Linked DNA regions of Homo sapiens: region 2 is linked to region 1. Evidence: read pairs that join two places in POLR2A ChIA-PET (ENCODE). Cell type or tissue: IMR-90. All regions are shown on one strand. Each heading gives the region's core, and the rest is flanking DNA. Links, peaks and the distances in the headings are about the cores only.

What was found. Peaks named below come from ENCODE experiments on the same cell type or tissue, not always from the same donor. Only the 100,000 strongest peaks of a DNase experiment are listed, where the experiment ranks them.
Region 2: POLR2A ChIA-PET joins it to region 1 with 23 read pairs; 2 of 35 experiments call an interaction of 5 or more read pairs at or near these places.

What each region holds. Positions count from the first base shown.
Region 1 is chr13:97,227,920-97,237,580 of GRCh38, reverse strand. The region is part of intron 1 of MBNL2 (muscleblind like splicing regulator 2); the gene reads right to left. LOC107984573 (a long non-coding RNA gene) reads left to right here. Exons shown (of 2, transcript XR_001749968.1): 2 at 1,717-2,170. Among named protein-coding and RNA genes, the nearest start is that of MBNL2, 10 kb to the right of the region's middle. In IMR-90, for the core only: no CTCF peak of the experiment used is centred there; a DNase peak (open chromatin) is centred at 5,620; H3K27ac peaks cover 1,024 bases.
Region 2 is chr13:97,483,509-97,493,169 of GRCh38, reverse strand. No RefSeq gene overlaps it. Among named protein-coding and RNA genes, the nearest start is that of RAP2A, 54 kb to the right of the region's middle. In IMR-90, for the core only: no CTCF peak of the experiment used is centred there; no DNase peak of the experiment used is centred there.

The sequences.
Region 1 (9,661 bases), core at 989-8,988:
TTCCCTGACTGCCTTACTTGGATGGCACTAATCTCACAGGCATCTTATACCTCCCTTGTGGCATAATACCTTCACCATGGTGATTTATTTACACATCTTACCTGTAACGGTAGAGTATAAATTCCATGAGGGGAAAGGAAATGGGAAAGACTTAAGAAATAATTTTCTCCTCATCCACTATCTTTCATACATTTCTTTTTCCTGCAAACTTTTCTATAGCCAATGAAAGCTTCATTAAGGAGAACACATTTGCCCTGGCAGAGCAGGTCCTTAAATTAACAATGCCATCAGCTCCTTCCCACTGACAAAGGGTCCCTCACCATGCATAAGGCAATTCTGGTCCATTGTTTTACCAAATCTTCACAAAAATCCTGAGAGGTGGGCACAAGAAACCAGAGGTCCAATGAATTTGGTAACTCGTGCTTCCTACGGGACCCCGGGATTCAAATCTGTGTTGATGACCCACAAACTGCATTCCTGCCATCCTTAGCCATCCTTATTTATTTTTTGAGATCTGCAATCCCTTGACTTAAACAGACTAACAGGCTAATCTAGGGCTACACCGCCAGAAAAGGGCAAAGGGCTTTGTCATCTGCTGTCCCCACACTCTTCCTTCCTTCCATTTGTCTTGATTGCCAAATAGAAAAAAAAAAGTCTCTTAAGCAAAGCTTTCATGCATTTGAATAAAATAAAAATAGGGAGAAACAAGGAGATGTTTTGTATATAATGACAAAGTAACTGTTATTATTACTGTCAGCATCATTATTAGTTAGCACTGATCATTTCCTTTCAAGTTTCTAATTTGGAGCATTAACTTCCGTCTGGTCCAGGGTAGAATGATAAGCTGGCTGTCATGACCCTTCATGGTTCTGATTATAGGCGGGAACAGAGACCACTGCTGGAAGCCCAGAAGGTTCCAGAAGAGAGAAATGAATAAAAAGCGGAGGTCCAAGTGGGAAAAGAATAAAAATATAGGACTACCTTCCCACGAACTTTATCTTATAATACAAAGTACAAGGTAGCCAGCTACATTTTTAAAACTTTATTAAAGACAAAAAAAAAAAAAAGACCACATATCCTGTATCCAGCCCACTGGATTTTCACAAAGTGAACACATCTGTACATCTCACACCCAGATGAAGAAATAAAATATTAGCAGAGCCCCAGGAGCACCCCCTCCAACCTTTCAGATACCACCCCCAACCCCAAGGGAAAGCATGCCCCTAGGACTACCTAGCTGGCTGTATTTTAAATTAACCCCTTCGTTCTGGCCAGGACAGCCTGTGCTCTTCTGAGAGAAACCTTTTCTTGCAGCAACTGTCACTTCAAAGCAGGGGGAAAATAAAGTGTGTGTGAGGGAGTAATTTTGTGTGTAGGAGAAAAGTGTTTCTAATTTTCAGTCCTGAAAATGTGAGGGGAAGAAAGAATACGTGAAAAAAAAGAGGGAAATAAGTCGGTAAATGCAGTCCTTGCTATGCCTCCACCATTAGGAGCTGGAAGGCTTCCAGCGACATGCCATTTTGAGCAAGGAAGCAAACACAATCGCCCTTCTCCACCCTCCCCAGCCTCCGCCAGGGCAGGTCAGCTCCAACGCCCATCACCGTCAAATTTGCGGATAGGCTGACGGTTATTATTTAACGGTAACATGTTCACTAGAAGGCTGACAGTGTATTGAACATATGGTTTTGATTTTTTTTTTTTTCTGTTTGTAACTAGGGAGCAAGATGGGGAGCGTCAGAAACCTAACTCCAGGATTTGCTGGGTTCTCCAAACTGTAGCGGGAACCTCACTCCCAGGCCGATGCCCCTCTAGCGTCTGCAGCTCTGGGCCCCAGGGAGGGAGGAAGGAGCCACAGAGGGTTCGGACAACAGCACTGACTGATGCCAGAGCAGGACTCCATTCTGTTAACCTGACAAAGCGCACAGGCTGCGCCGGCATGTTTTTCTTCCACTTTCTACACTAATTTATCAAACTGGAAGGAAGAGATCAGAACATCAAATAAAAATCCACAGCCACAGAGCAATTAACTCAAGACCTAACATGTACCTGGATAAGGGGACTCACAAGAATTCCGGTATCTACAAGGTTTTAAATGGCAATGTTTTCTAACTTTGTATCTTGGGTTATTGGTCGTCAATGTTTCCAAAAATAATCACTCCTCTCAGTTACATTTTCTGATCAATTATTGAATGAGGTCTGCGTTATACAACATAAATTTCACCGAGTGGGGAAAACTCATGCTCTTGAGTGGTCAGCTAGAAAGCTGGCAATTTTTGTTAAAAATGCAAATTTTTGGCCTGGCAAATCATGCTTGCTGGGTTTATAGGGCATTAATAAAACTAATACTAGTACAGAGGAAAAAAAAAGACAGAGTTTGTGATAGAGTAGGGGCCTGGGGATCTCTACGTTAAATATCAACTCAAGTCTGAAAGCTTCAGATCAAGCTCTGGGCCTTCTCTACATGAAAATGTGGTCACCTCATAGAGAAATGGTTCAACACCCCTCCTCACCCTTCCTTTGTTTGCTCTGCGTGTCCCTAAGAAGGCCTGGGCGGAACTGAGGGAGAAAATCCTTCCTGGTTTCTCCTTCTACGAGGAAGGAGGGCAGGTTAGTGCAGCCTGCTGTTGACTGGAGCTGGGATTAATTAGTTCCTCCAGTGACCTTGGCACCTACTGATGGCGAAGTGTGTCTCTAAGCTGCTGAGAGCCGCAGAGAAACTCGGGAGGACTGAGCGCTACTGCGAAAATGCTCGTTGAACCAAAACACATAGACGATGACGGAAGAAAACCAAAAACGTGTACCTTATCTCTAAACACTGCCCGAGTGTGTTATTCAAATGGTTGATGTGAAGAAATACCTCAATCTATCTCTGCATGTATGTTTATTTAAATCTCGATCCATCAGTCTATTGTCCTTGTGGGTAATTTTGCAAGCCAGTGTCCCGCACATTGCCAGGGATTTCTGGAGGGGGCTGTTACCTGTGGTTGGGACTGAAAACAATTTTAAAGCATCCCATCATGCAGTTGTGGAAGATCATCTGTCCCGCCACACTTTACCTTCATCTATTCACTACCCCCCGCCCCCGCACTGTGCTCAGGCCTGAACCAAGCTGAGAGAAGTTAAAGAGCCCCACCTCTTTCTCTTATCACAGCTGGTTCAAGGTTCAATTTGAGTCTACAATGGGTCAACACTGCCAGAGAAGCTCAGTGTCTTGGGTTGCATATATAAAGGTATTCTATCATGAATTAGGGAGGTGCCATACTGGTCCTGTCAGAGGAATTCTGACATCTTCAAGTACGTGAAGGGGCTCGCCTCCTAAAGAGACACTTGATTTGCTTAGGGTTACTCCAAAGGCCTGAACAAGGATGAAGAGTGCAGGTTACAGAGTCCCATTTCATTTCAGCATGAGGAAGAATTTTCTAACAAAATGTTATGGCTTGTATGCGCCATAGGGTCATGATTGTCCGGTCAATAAAGAAAGATACACAATAGCTGGAAACAGCTTGTCAGGGCTGGGGAAGAGGGTAGACAGGAATTGTGCTAATAATCCCTCAGATGCCTTCCCACTTGGGATTTCCTTCTAATTTCTACCTTATATTTGTATTTTTTGTCAGTTGGGTAGATCTCCAAGGAGTGGTGTGGTGGGGCCGTCAGAATCCTGTGTAATGTGAAAAAGTTCTTCCATTGACTCTAATGTGTCTTCCCACAGCAAACCACCATTCTGGTACTTGAGTACCCAGGAGAACAAAGAAGCAGCTAGAGTAGCACGCATTGTGGGAAGTAAGTAGTTAAAAGGACCAAAGCTCTCTGCTGGTCCCAGCAGCCCCAGAGGCAGCCAGTCCCTTTGATCCTGACTCTTAATTGCAGCCTACTTGCACCAGGGAACTTTAAAGAAAAAAAAAAAAACAGGGAAACTCTAGAGATAGAGCTTGTTTTGTTTCCTGAGGGGATGGTCTTTGTGGTGGCTGCCAGGAGGCTGATACTTGAGGCTTCAAATGATTGGTTTCCTAAAGGGGAAAATAAATAGTTCCTTCCACCAGCTAAGACTCAGGTGTGACTAGAACCCCAGAAATATGAGGTGTCTGTGTGTGCCATTTAGTAGGGGTGCCAGGTACAGACTTCGAAGAGAGAACAGGACATTAGAAAAGAGACCATGGGCTAGCGCAGGAGCAGGCAGAGCACTAGAAAAAGAGAGCCTGCTCAACACTTGGACACAGGAAGGGGAACATCACACAGCGGGGCCTGTTGTGGGGTGGGGGGAGGGGGGAGGGATAGCATTAGGAGATATACCTAATGTAAATGACGAGTTAATAGGTGCAGCACACCAACATGGCGCATGTATACATATGTAACAAACCTGCATGTTGTGCACATGTACCCTAGAACTTAAAGTATAATAAAAAGATATATATATATATATATATATATATATATATATATATATATATATATATGAAAAAGAGCCTGAAGCGAGAGCATCAAAGAAAACGGCACTGCACAGGAAGGGAAGTCAAAGAAAAAAGGGATCTCTAAGAATTCTCATAGAGAGCAACAAAATCACAACAGCACAAACATTTCACTTTGGAATAGGTCTTACAGTTGATAACGAGCTTTTACCTATGGTATCTATTTAAGGTGTCTAAATGTTGAGATCCATCAAGTTGTTTAAGTTCATTCAGTGTACGTGCGCACACACACACACACACACACACACACACACACACACACATAGCGTCAAGAGTAAGAAAAAGGCCGACAAATAATCACAGCAAATAGTGGAGATGATGCCCTAGCTATCCTTGGCAATATACCAAGTCCCTTTGTGAGGAGGGACTTCTGGCTAAAACTGAACTCATGCCTGCACAGTATGCCAGTAATTGCTTATGTCTATTTAACTATTTAGTGAGCTCCACTAACAGTACTTACAACTGTCGGGGAAGTTTTTCTAAAGCAAACCCTTTTTGCTGCAATCCCCAAGTAAGAACTGGTGGACAAGGGTTGCATGTTTCCATCCTACCATCTTGAGTTTTACCCCTTATTCTGTAACCTTGGCAAGTAACTTGGTCTCTCTAAGCTTCATTTTCTTCATGAAAAGGTTTAACTGAGTTGATATACAGGAAGCTATCAGCAGAGGAGGACTTTCCATATAGTAAGTGCTCAATAAATTCAATAAATGTTAGTTCTGTTTCATTCCTAAAAGGTTATTGGTAAATTAAAAATGCATAAAAATACCGGCCATCTGTGTGTGGACTAAATGAGCATCTGGGTAGGGAACACTTCCTCTAAATCAGTTTAGCTTGACTCCTGGTTCTAGGAAAGAGGGGGCCACATGTGGGACACACAGGAAAACAAGGCATCTGAAAGGAGGGAGGACAGACAGGGGCACGAGATGGATGACCTATAACAAGGTATGAGACTCAACAATCAGGCCTGGGCATTTCACTTAAGCTACTTCGTTAGACAGCTGTCTCTTCTCATAATGTCTTCGTTTCTATTACAAGACTTTAAAACTAGCATTTTTTAAATAAATGCGATGTTAATGGCATATAACCCTTCCTCTCTATCCTTCACATTCTTTGGAGATGAGGAGGAGAGAATGGCGCTATCTACATCTTAGGGAATGAATGTGTCAGAGCTCCTGGACCTAATTCACCAAGGATGTGAGGATGCAAGTAGGCACATCAGACTTCTGGGCTCCAGTTCTGACCACCATCCAGAAGAAAAGGAATCTAAGGCCGGTTTATAATGCATATATTCCTTAGGATAATAAAAAAAAAAACAACTCTGGAGCAGACAGATAAACACAACAGCCTTCCCTGGAGGCAGTAACCAAATCTCTTGGGGAACTTGTGAGAGTCTGTGTCCACTGAGAAGATAGACGTCTCGGGAATGGGGAGATAGCCAGAGACAGGCTGTGTGTAGTCACAGAACTGCTTGCAGCTGCTGAAGTCCCTGGCTTCATGCCTTCAGCCCCAGCCACATTGGTGCAAGGCTGGTGGGATATATCAGTTCAACCTCAGCTTCACTCTGAGGCTGAACAGCCTGGAAAGACCTGCTGTGTGGAGGAGGTAGGTCCCAGTCTCCAGACTGCCAGAAGATCCTCCAAGGAGCCATCCCAGACCCAGTGATCTGCTGCCACTCACATTGTGGCAGTGACACTTCCAAAGCAGCTATTGTATTCTGGAGCCTCCTGGATGAACATCAGCTTTATCACCTGGAGCCTGTTACAAATGTAGAATCTTGACCTCAGCCCAGCCCTACTGAATCAGAGTCTACATTTTTAATGAGATCCCCAGGTGATTCGCAGGCACATGAGAGTTTGAGAAGTGCTGTCTGGTTACTTATGGTAGGTGTCTGGTGTGACGGCATCAATCTATTTGCATACTTCAAGTACTTTCTCATCATGAAAGGCTATTTTCTTCAGAGAAGTCCTTATGGCTGGGTTCAATTGAGAACTGCTAGAATCAGAAATAAATGAATCCCCAGGGTCTTTGAGAACAGGATGACAAGTGTCAAGTGATATCTCCAATCACTCTGGAATTACTGTTCTAACCAGTAACATCCCCAAAATATATACATTTTGAGAGATGGATGCAGAAGTATTGATAATTATTGGTTTTTAAATACTCTCTCTGCTTATTAGTGAAGATCGACTTTTAAAAAGTCAACTGTATATACGAGAGATACAGCTACAAAGGTTCCCTTAACTATCTAATATTCTGTGGCTCTAAACAAGATTCTGAACCAATATTTGCCCCAAAAGGACCACAGCCAGAAACCCTTGCCAGAGAGGAAAAGCTATGTGCAGGAGAGTAGTTCAACCCAGGAGACTACACTGTTTTCTTATGGAATCCTGGAGATTAGGCTATGGTGCTTAATAGTATTGGTTGTTCATTTTTTAAAAACAATTTTGCTCCTTTGTGGGTATTTATTTTTCTGATTCTTTGCTAGCTCTTATTCTCTTTTGGGCCCTTGCCATGTTCCCCAAGATTCATCCTTTGTCATTGCCTATCTCTGTTCACGCTGCCTTCTTTCACGAGGTGTGAGCACCAATGGCTTCAACTACGGCTTCAACACAGGTGTGTCTGAGCTTGTATTTGTAGCCTGTTGTCCAGGCTGTTCTTCATTCCCACATTGTCAAATGTTTATGAGACATCTCCACTTAGATGTTTCATCATTAGCTAAAAACACCATTCTCAAGTCTAAAAACTCATCATCGCCCACCCTCCTTCAACCCTATTCCCATTTATTGGTCCCTTTTTCAGACCACTCCCATTTCTGTCAGGGTACCATTGATATCACTCCTCCTAGAATTTCTGCAATGGCGTGACCTCAGCTCACCGCAACCTCTGCCTCCTGGGTTCAAGGGATTACCTTGACTCAGCCTCCCGAGTAGCTGGGATCACAGGCATGTGCCACCACATCCGGCTAATTTTTCTATTTTTAGTACAGATGGGGTTTCACCATGTTGGTCAGGCTGCTCTCAAACTCCCAACCTCAGGTGATCCACCCACCTTGGCCTACCAAAGTGCTGGGATTACAGGCGTGAGCCACTGTGCCTGGCCCAGTTTCACTCTTCTAAGCTCTCACTGCGTTCTATTATTTTTCCTTCAAGATGCCTTTTGGATTTGCCCTTTCTCCTTCATTTGTCATGCTAATGCAACCCTTTTCCACTTTGTACCTGGAATATTGTGAAAGTTTTCTAGCCGGTGACATCACTAGTTACAAATGTTCTGACCTCTAACCCTATCTTACAAGTCCCAATTGAATCTTTATAAAGCATTAGATGTGATGTTATAGGTAATGAAATTAAACTCTTCCACAGGGCCCTTCAGCTCATTCATATCCTGACTCCACCCCCTCCATCTAACTTTATTCCCCACTGCACCCTAACACTTCATCTCCATCTCCAAGGTCAAGGTTCCTTCCTGGCCACTATACCACATCATGCTATTCCTCCTTCCTGAGATTTTGACCACTGGCCTCTCCAAACATTTTTGATCATACATTCTTATCAGAATGTTTTTTTTTAGATCAGAAACAACCACTAAGGATGGTTACTTTATAAATATTATTCTTGCATAACCCTGCTAATATGTTACACACATTATCAAACATCCATGAAAACTGACATTTTTAAAGGATGAGCTAAATAATATATAAGATGGAAGTTCACCTATTTCCTTGCCAAGTGAATAATCTTGCCCTTGGCCCGGGGTGTGGACATACCACATTAGAGACATGGATCCAGACCAAATACATCCATTCAGACCCAGAGGAGGCAGCTCTTCCTGTGGGAAGCCTTATCTCTTACTCCCACCCAAACTGAGCTCCACTTTCCTGAACTCTGAGAACACTGAAAATTATATGTAGTAAATCATTTAGACAATATATATTGCATCAATACTTTAAGTTTGATTAATTGAAGCTTGCATCTAGGATGCCAGAAATTTATAGATTTTTAGAATAATTCAATATCTTAATTAAAAATATTACTGTCTTCTCAAAATTGCTTGGGTTGGGCTCTACTCAATTACGCAACATCCATTAAAAGAAAACTCCAAGTCAGACTGAAGTTTAATTTCATTTATCTCATTAAATATCACGTGTGGATTCCCAGAGGTTTGAGGACTACTATTTCTACTTTTGTGGCCAATGAGACTTTTAGCACATTGCTTAACCTTACTCAATTTGAGTTTTCATTGAATCTGTAAAACAGAGGGCAAAATGTGACCATTAAAAGAGATAATAGGCCAGGAACAGTGGCTCACACCTGTAATCCCAGCACTCTGGGAGGCTGAGGCGGGTGGATTACCTGAGGTCAGGAGTTCGAGACTACCCTGGCCAATATGGTGAAACCCTGTCTCTACTAAAAATACAAAAATTAGCCAGGTGTGGTGACACACGCCTGTGATCCCAGCTACTTGGGAGGCTGAGGCAGGAGAATCGCTTGAACCTGGGAGGCAGAGGTTGGCAGTGAGCTGAGATAGTGCCACCGCACTCCAGCTTGGGCAACAGAGTGCGACTCTGTCTCAAAAAAAAAAAAAAAAAGATAATAAATATAAAAACTGAAATTATATATACATGTAAGATATATATATGTTACTATCACTAGTACACTCAGTATTTGCATATTATAATGTAAACTATATAAAGTACATCTGAGAGTTTTAAAATAATTAATCTCCTACCTCCACCTTGAGCTTTTTTTTCTGCAAATGAATTATTTTTATGTCCTCAATTTCATTCGTTCAGCTGAAAAACATAATGTCACCTACCTATACAGCTTGGGGGTCTTATGGGCCTGAGTTTAAATACTTGCTCAGCCAAGTATTAGCTGTGGGATCATGGCTGTCAGAGCTTTTCAGAGCTTCTCTTCTACTGGCCAGCTGGGGATAGTATTAACTTTGTGGGGCTCTCCTGCTCTTCTTAGGTTCAAATTATATGAGATATGTATGTAAAACAGCCAGTTTCTAACACATGCCCTTGAAATATTCATTTCCCCCCCAACTCCCTGTAACAGGCTTAGGAGAACTCAATGAGATGCTCTCATGGGAAAATTGAATGCTTTGAATTTTGGTCTCCTTGTAGACTTTGGTTTTTCCCAGATCTGCAGACCATTCATAATTACGCATGGATTTTCTGTTCTAGAAGCACCTTA
Region 2 (9,661 bases), core at 922-8,921, 260 kb before region 1:
AAGGAATAGGGCGGAGGAGAAAGGAGATGATTTATCAAGTTGGTCAAGAGTTTCAGGTTGAGATGGGGCAGTCTCAATCCTTGGCAATACAGGAAATGTAGATTTGAGAAATACCAGGTAAGTAAAATTGACTAGGCTTGATTGTCTGTAGCTGACCTCCCTGCCTCTCTGGTGGCCCTCTTTAAGCCAGAGTTCTGTTTCTGTAACATAATTCTGATCATGCCCCATCTCATTTTAAGTCCTCTGAGACTTTACTCATGCAGGAAGCCTGCTTTTCAGGTGTAGTGAGTAGTAACCAATCTAGTTCCTCAGGTAACTAAAAGCTTACAAAATAATAAAGTAGGTACTTGAGGCTGAGCTTCTAGGAATGACACCCAAAACATAGCAAAACTGGCTCACCAAAGGTGCTGCTATTTTTGCAATAGTCAGGAAACTGGGGAATCAGGACATCACAGCCACAACAGCAACTAGGAACTGAAGTTCAGGAAGCCACCACCATGATTGAGCTCCAAGCCCCCATGTAATGCCAACAAATGGATAATCCACACAAACCACTCAATAGCCACAAAGCCAGGATTAGACAATGGAACTCCCAATGATGCTACTACAGGAAATAGGCCTTCAGAAACAAAAGCACAGGTTATGCCTCACTTCCCTTTCCAAATATTGTATGGGTGTGGTTATTTGGTTAAGTACTAACCCCAAGATGTGAAGGGAGTTGGGGAAATATAACCTTTAGTTTTCTACCTTTTTGCATGCAATAAGGTAGACCACAGGATGTTTGAAGAAGCCGACTGAGTCATTCAATGACATCTGCTTCAGCATATTAACCAGGATCTCAATTATCTGTAGCACTTCTTAAAACTGCATATGCACAGGCTTCACCCGTGAGGTCAAGGGCAGATCACTCCAGAGAAGGCCAGTAGTTTGCCCTTCAAATTAATATTTTAAAATGTTTATTTAGTAAAGAAGTAGAGATAAAGTCTAATTTTCAATGAATAAAAAGCGTTTTTATACTTTTGGTTGAATAGAAACAATTTATGTTATCAAAGCGTATTATAATTTTTATAGTTTTTGTTTCCCCAAAATATTTCTTTGGCAATTTTTAAACCAGACAGTAGATTAGGAAAAATCATGAGTTTGAAATGTTGATAATATTCTTACAAATCAAATGAAAAATGCATATGATTTTTAAAGAAAAAATGCTTAACCTCATTCGTGAGAAAAAAAGGAAATTAAATTTTTTAAAATTACCTAAATTCAGACCAATCATTTTACTGAAGACAATTAGAAAATCAGCAAGGGGTGAAGTGGGCTGTATTCTTGAAGGCACTGGTGGATTTATAAGTTAGAGCAGATTTATTGGGGCACAATCCAAGGGAAGATAAAAATTCAGAGGGAAAATGTCATTTGATACTTCTTTTTCCCCTGAGGGTGTTTGCTAATGTCAGTGAGACTGCTAACATTCTGGCTGGTACCAGACAGCCTTGAACTGTTGGGAAGTAAACACTGCAGTTCAGAGCCTGTCAAAGGTAGAGGTCATAGTAAGTGCTTTACTTTGCATTGTGACCTTAAAGAAAAAATAAACCAGAAGTAAATAATCTCCCACAAGGGCAGTAATCCATTTTCAAGTGGTCTGGCTGATTTAAAAAGAAAAAGAACTCAATTCTGAAATTGAATAATAAAATTATGGATTGCTAGTATATCAGTTGCCTGACTAATTATTTTTCAAATACAATAACTGGCACACAATGAAAGATAACCAGTCACATGAAGGGACAATAAAATTTGAAGAAAGACAAATAGAAACAAGCAACAACAGAAACAGACCCTCAAGAGCTCCCGATATTGGAATTATCAGGCACAGATGTTTAAAAACTATGCTTTTGATGTTCAAGGAAATTAAAGACTGAAAATGTTGACAGATAACTTAAAACCATTAAAGCAATAGGCAGCAGATTAGAAAAGAACCAAACAGAAGTTTAGAATTAAGGCATACAATAACTGAAATTAACAACTCAGTTGACATGGTTAGTAACAGATTAGACACATCTGAAAAGAGAATTTGTGAACTGGAAGATAGATGAAAGCAAAATACTCAGAAGGAAGCAAGAGGGACAAGATTAAAAAAAATGTGAAATTAAAAAAAAATAGGGGTAATGATGAGAATAACCAAACATGTTTTTGCAAATTTAAAATAAGAAAGAGGAGAAAATAAGAATGAAACCAAAGCAATATTTGAAGCGATAAAAGCTGAAATTTTCTTAAGTTAATTAAAGACATGCATCTACATATTCAAAAATTCAAACTGGATAAATAAAAAGAAATGCACAACCCAAATCCATCATACTGGAATTGCAGAAAACCAAAGAACAGAGAAAAAATTTGAAATCTTCCAGAAAAAAAGAGATTGCTTTTAAAGGAGCAATAACTAGATTTCAGCTGACTTCTTAAAAACAATAATGAGTATTAGAAGACATAAAATACTATCTCCTGTCTGCTGAAAGAAAATAAATGCTATTGTATAACTCATGCCCAGTGAAAATATACAGAGTAAAGATAATATAAGAAACATTTTAATGCAGAAATAAAACATCATGAGAATTTTCCACCTGCAGACCTAAATTACTCTTCAAGGAGAAGGAAAATGATACCAGTAGAAAGTCAAATATTCATGAAGAAATTAAGAAGCAATAAAAATGTCAAGCATGTGGATGTACTTAAATGAGGAATATCAAAAGTAATATCTTGGGAGTCAATAAATATATAGAATTAAAATAAAGGAAAATAAGGGTATGTAAGTTGAGAAGAGCTTAAATAATGATAAAGTATGCTTGATTTATTGCATTGCTAAGGAAAAGCATAACCATTTCACATAAAAATAGTATTTAAAACCATGGCTGCTTGTGATAGTTGCTGAGGTAACCACTAAAATAATAGTAAAGGAAGGCAGAACTTTCAAACTAGTAGAAGGAAAAAATAGAGTAGTCAAAAATAATCAAAATGAAAGCAAGATGTTCTCTCCTTGCTTTGAGAGACAAAAAAGAAACTAAAAAAAAAAAAAAAAGAACAAGTAGAAAGCAAATGATAAGATGGTAGGCTTGTCTAAATGTATTAGGAGTTATACCAAGGATAAATGACCCAAAAAGTTTTGTTTCTAGCAAAGATGGAATAACAGGAACCAGATTTATTCTCCCATCTTAATCCCAAAATGGGCAAAAATCATGAAGGTGACTATAACAAGGTCCATAATAAAAATATTGCTTTAAATCAGTAATAAGAATAAAAATCTTTAATAAAGGCACAGTAAAAAAGGATATTAGGTATAGTAGAACAAATACAAGATTTATAGCACATTTCTCATCAGAAATAATGTAAGTGAGAAGACAGTGGGACATCTTTAAAGTATTGAGTGGGGTAAAAAATCCTGTCAATCCATAATTCTATATGCAGAAAAAATATCATTATTTATAAAGATTTATTTTTAACACATAAAAGCTGCAAAAATTTATACTTTGCAGTCCTGCACTACAAGAATGTTAAAGGGCGAACTTTAGGCAAAAGAAAAATGATATGAGAGGGAAATATGTTTCTATACAAAGGAATCTGTAGCACCAGTGGTAACTATAGAGGTAAATATATAAATCTCCTTAAAAGACAATTGCCAGTATAAATAAAAATAATGATAGCATAGTATGAATTTATAATTATGTAAAAAATAACTAACTAAATAAAATGAATGACAACATTACCACAAAGGCCGGGAGTGGAGAAGTGGAAATGTACTACTGTAAATTCTTACGCTACACTTGAATAGGACCAGGGCTAGGGTAAGGCAAGGGAGGCACTTCCTTCAGGCACAAAATTTAAGGGTACTTCAAAACTTCATTGCTCAAGATAAATATTAATTTAATGTAATATTTTAAAATATAAAATTTAATGCAAAATCCATAATTAACAAAATATCAAAATTTAAAGAAATGTTATACCAAGTCATGTTGGAACTTAATGGGAAATATCAGTAACTACAATTCTGTCTTTATTAAAAATTTGGTATTTTGTTTATTATGGAATTGTTTGCATTAATTTTGATTTTTTTAAATGTTGCTTCCAAACATTTATCTTGATTGCTGAGTTTTGGGGAGTATCCTTAAATTTTTTGCCTCAGGCCTAGTCCTATATCTGGGGATGGGACCCAGATGTTTACATTTTTCCTTTCTTTTCTCTTTTTTTTTTTTTTTTTTTGAGACAGAGTCTCACTCTGTCGCCCAGGCTGGAGTGCAGTGGTGCGATCTCAGCTCACTGCAACCTCCGCCTCCCGGGTTCAAGCAATTCTTCTGCCTCAGCCTCCTGAGTAGCTGGGACTACAGGTGCGTGTCACCACACCCAGCTAATTTTTTTTTTTTTTTTGTATTTTTAGTAGAGACAAGGTTTCACCATGTTGGCCAGGATGGTCTCTATCCCCTGACCTTGTGATCCACCTGCCTTGGCCTCCCAAAGTGCTGGGATTACAGGTGTGAGCCACCGCGCCTGGCCTTACATTTTTCTTAAGGACCAAAGGTCTTCCTCCTGATTGAGAACCACTAGCAGAGAAATAATTTCAGTCTTTACCTTGGCATACAAAGTTCTGTATGAATTCAAATGAACTAGCTCTTTTTTTTTGTTTGTTTGTTTCTTCTATTTTTTTTTTTTTTTTCAAAAAATACACAGAGGCATTGTATCTAACCCAGACTTATGATTCCAGAGAAAGTTTTTTGGAAGAAGTGACAATTGAGCTGAGATCAAAGGATAGAAGAGCGGACAAAAGAGTTTGAGTCAGAGGTAACAAACAGTATTCTCAAGAGTTTGGAAGTTCCAAAGAGAGTGGGGTATTCAAGGAGCTAAAAGAAGTTTTGGGCCGGGCAGGGTGGTTTACACCTGTAATCCCAGTACTTTGGGAGGCCGAGGTGGGTGGATCACTTGAGGTCAGGAGTTTGAGACCAGCCTGGCCAATATGACAAAACCCCGTCTTTACTAAAAATACAAAAATTAGCTGTGCGTTGTGGCAGGCACCTGTAATCCCAGCTAGTCGGGAGGCTGAGGCACGAGGATCGCTTGAAACCAGGAGGCAGAGGTTACAGTGACCCGAGATTGCACCACTACACTCCAGCCTGGGTGACAGACTGAGACTCCATCTCAAAAAAAAAGTTTGGAGCAGAGAGAGTAAGGTGGAAAGTAATTGGGAGTAGAATGACATGGAGCAGAGAGGAAGAACAGAACACATTCTGCAGTAACATATGTCAGCAGTTCCAAACTGCTGACTTGATCTGGCCTGCAAATATATTACATTTGACCTGCATGGTGTTTTAACATTACTTAGAGTTAGTTGATATATTTAAAAAATTAGGAGATTTTGGCATAAATATCTGTGTTTCCAGGGCACCCTTTAAAATAAAAGTACAAGACTCAGCTCTGCTGGACATAAATTTTTCAGGTCAATTGGAGATAAGCAGGAGAAGGTTCTTCAAGATAGGGCAATGGTTCCCAATTTTGTCACAGTCCCCAACACTCCATATTGTCTCGATCATATTTTCTTTTGCATAGGATTTTTATAGACATATGAATTTGCAAACCCTATGATAAGCTATATGTATATGGGCTATTTTAGTGACAATATTTTAGTGAAACAAGCCAACTTTAAAAGATGGAATTGGCTGGGCGCAGTGACTCACACTTGTAATCCTAGCACTTTAGGAGGCTGAGGTTGATGGACTCCCTGAGCTCAGGAGTTTGAGACCAGCCTGGGCAACACGGTGAAACTCTGGGCATGGCAGTGTGTGCCTGTAATCCCAGCTACTCTGGAGGCGGAGACAGGAGAATTGCTTGAACCTGGGAGGCGGAGGTTGCAGTGAGCCAAGATCACACCATTGCAATTCCATCCTGGGCGACAGAACGAGACTCCGTCTAAAAAAAAAAAAAAAAAAAGATGGAATCCATTGTCTTACATAGACAGCCTACAGCCAGACAAGGCCTCAGACTTAGCTGGATATAGATAAAAGCTCAGGCAGTAGTATCAGCTCTCTCTCTCTCTCTCTCTCTCTCTCTGTGCGTATGTCTTTCTATGCATTTCCTTTATTTACATTATAGCCTCTTCCCACATGGTGAAAAAATGGCTACAACAGGCTAAAATATACAGTTTCCCAGGTTAATAACCCCAGGGGGGAAGGTCTTCTTTGTCCTCACATCTATTTATCAATCTTGAAAAACTTTGGCTGCTTGGTCGCCTACCTACTCCTGAGTTGATCACTGTACCTAGAACGAATCAGTCTCTGCTTGCAGTCCAGATCATTTGTCCATGGTTTGTGCACTGCACAAAGGCATCTGGTCACGGGGAGTGAATGGAGGCCAAAAGCCAGGCCCATTTGCTCACCAGGCTATGTATCCTGGCATGGAGCTGCATTTTCTTGGAGGGAAAGGCAGCTTTTCATTTGCACAAGATGGTGTCTGCTTGCCTGCCTGTGTATGCATAGGGCTGTTTCCCCATGGACGGGGTGACTTTTATAATTTATCTGTGTAGGGATGGCGTCTTATTCTGGTTTAAAAACAGGAGTTGCATTGGGTAGTGGTGGCCCTGTATGTGTTGCCTATGCCTGGCCAACTCATGACTTTTACAATTTATCTGTGTAGGGATGGTGTCTTATTCTGGTTCAAAAATAGGAGTTGCATTGGGAAGTGGTGGCCCTGTATGTGTTGCCTATGCCTGGCCAACTCCTCATTAGTTGAGGGCACGCAGTTTCCCCAAAGGAATTTGAGCAGTCAATAGGTACTTACCATCTGTGTTAAGAATTTGGCTTTTAGGCCAGGTGCAGTGGCTCAAGTCTGTAATACCAGCACTATGGCAAGCCAAGGCAGGAAGATTGCTTGAGCTCAGAAGTTCAAGATCAGCCTGGGCAACATAGTGAGTCCCTATCTCTACAAAAAATGTTTAAAAATTTTAGCCGGGTGTGGTGGCATACACTTGTAGTCCCATCTGCTAGAGAGGTTGAGATGGGAATGAGGGGATCACTTCAGCCCTGGAGGTCAAGGCTGTAGTAAGCTGTGAATGTGCCACTGCACTCCAGCCTGGCAACAGAGTAAGACCCTATCTCAAAGAAAAAAATAGAATTTATTCTATGTAAGATAAGAGAACCATGGAAGAGTTGTAAGCATTACTTAATTTGCATTTTTGAATGAACAACCTGCTTTCTTATTCTGTCTACATGCATTTTTTAGAGTCAAACATTTCATTCTTCTATTTTCACTCTAACAAAAGTATTAACTATGGTTATGTTTTGATTAACAAAAAACAAAGTGACAAGAGCAGAAAGAATTAAGGAAGGGAGAGGAAAAGGGAAGGAGAGTTAGAAAGTCTGCCCAGGCAATCTGGCTATAGTAGGGAGAATAGGTTTAAGGGGAACAAGACTGAAGGTGTGATAGGAGGTTGCTGGCATAACCCAGGTGGAAAGATGTCTGCCTTTCCTCCTCCGATCTACCTGGGGACATCCTATGGAACTTTCAAAGCTTAATGGAAAAGGCACTTTTTTAAAGTATTCTTGACTCTACCCCAAGCTGAATTCAGACCTTTATTCTCTGTTATACCACAGCATTCCTTTAGAGCAGTTCACTCACTGTTTATTTGCATACACTTTCTCCATCCAGACACTGAAACTCTGGACAGCAGAAACTGTATTCTACTTAATTACTAAGTATGAAGAGTCTAGCAGAGTGTCTTTATGGAGTCAATGACAAGTCAATGCTTGATGGATAAATGGATGGATAAATAGATGAACAAATGAATAAATAGAAATGATATAATTTGGGATTAAGAAAAGAGTTTAAAATTTTCCTAAATTTTTAGGTAATTGGAATATACTTCCACTATTATCTGACATAAACGTTGTAAGAAAAGGAACAAATTTGGTGCATCACAATGAGCTCAGTTTGGGACTGAAGCATTTGTGGCTCTGTGGAACACCTGTGAGTCCTGGGCAGTTGTAAACTTCTGGGCTTTGGGGATAAAACTGAGGGCTTGAATAAGCTGATCCCCAGGTTACCTTCAAGTTCTATGATGCTAAGTATAGTATTTAAGGATCAATAAGAGTAGAATTTATGAAGATTTCACATTAGTTTTTAAATGTGGAAATGCTCTGTGGTCAGCAAAAAGGCAAAATTGGGTGTTTGCTTTTTAAAATATTTGCTTTGCTGATACCTTCTTCCACTCTTCAAATTGATACATACAATTTATATTTAAATGAAAGTGAATTCAAATGGCTTTATCTTTGGTAGATATCTCTTGAGATACTTGTCCAACATGTTGCAAAATGCGGGCTGGAAGTTATTCTTTTAATTCTTGTAGCTGGATTCTAAGAGGGATTGGGAATGGCTTCTGAGAGGTCCTGAGACCAGAACAGGCCACAGAGGCCACAGGCCACATAGTTGATTAATTGGCATCCATTTACTAACAAGGATACACAAGATGGTCTCTTTAACCTCCTTTAATACTTAGATTCCTTAGTGTTGGTTTCCACCTTCTTCCACGGAGCCAATATTTTTATTGTCCAGGCCTATCATTTAGCTAACTCTATAACTCTTACTGCCAAAACCCAATGCTATCATTTTCCCCTTTGGTGATTAACTCACACAGCCTTGGACCAAAATGTACATATGCATGCCAGCAGTCAATGTTTTAGCTCCTCTTCTATCAAGACTGTCCCTCTGTCCAGGGCTAAAAAAGTCAGAAAGACGAGAGCCAAACAGTACTGTGCTTTTCATATTGATTCTCCTTCTTACAGTAATCACTTTACAGAGTTCTGAATATTTTATTTATAGTATTTCTTTTTTTCCCCCCTCTTAGGTCCCCACTTAAGCTACTTTTCATCTTTTTAAATACTGTAAAGAAAATGGGTGTAGATATAAAGTATGTTCTGTTATGTTCTACTTATTTGCCCAGGCCCTAGAGATTTCTGATTTTCAAACAGTTGATGTGTACATTTACAAACACAAATACCCACAAATAAAAATGCCACAGTCCCTGATTTGTATTCACTTTTCAAGGCAACTGTTTAAAGCCAAGTCGTTTTAAATCTTTAAGTCATCTGTGTATATCCACACAATCACTGGGCTCTGCAACATCTGACTCCGTTTGTTTCTGATCCAATACAGGAGATTCCCAATGTATTGTAATTCACCTTTCTTTTTTCCAATAGCTGTGATTATCACATTGTTGTCACAAACTCTTATTTTAAAAGTACAAAGAAAGCCATAAAGTTAAAATTAAAACACAAGGATTTTATGTATCACGTTATACAAATAATGCTTAAATTGACAATCCTGCAAAATCTTGAGTTAATGTTTTAATCTACAGAGATTCAGATACAATCTGTGGTTCACAGTCTGTGAATGTATTCAGAGTAGTTTCAGATGAAGTTCATTTTATTAGGTTTTAGTTATTTGGGAGTGTGTAGGCTGTTTCAGCATTTATGGTAATACCAGTGAATCAGAATTTTTTTTTTTTTTGTAATGGAGCAACACATTCTATTAGTCAGCTTGAGCTTCTATAACAAAATACTACAGGCTGGATAGCTTAAACAACATCAATTTATTTTCTCACAGTTCTGAAGGCTGGAAGTTCAAGATCAAGGTG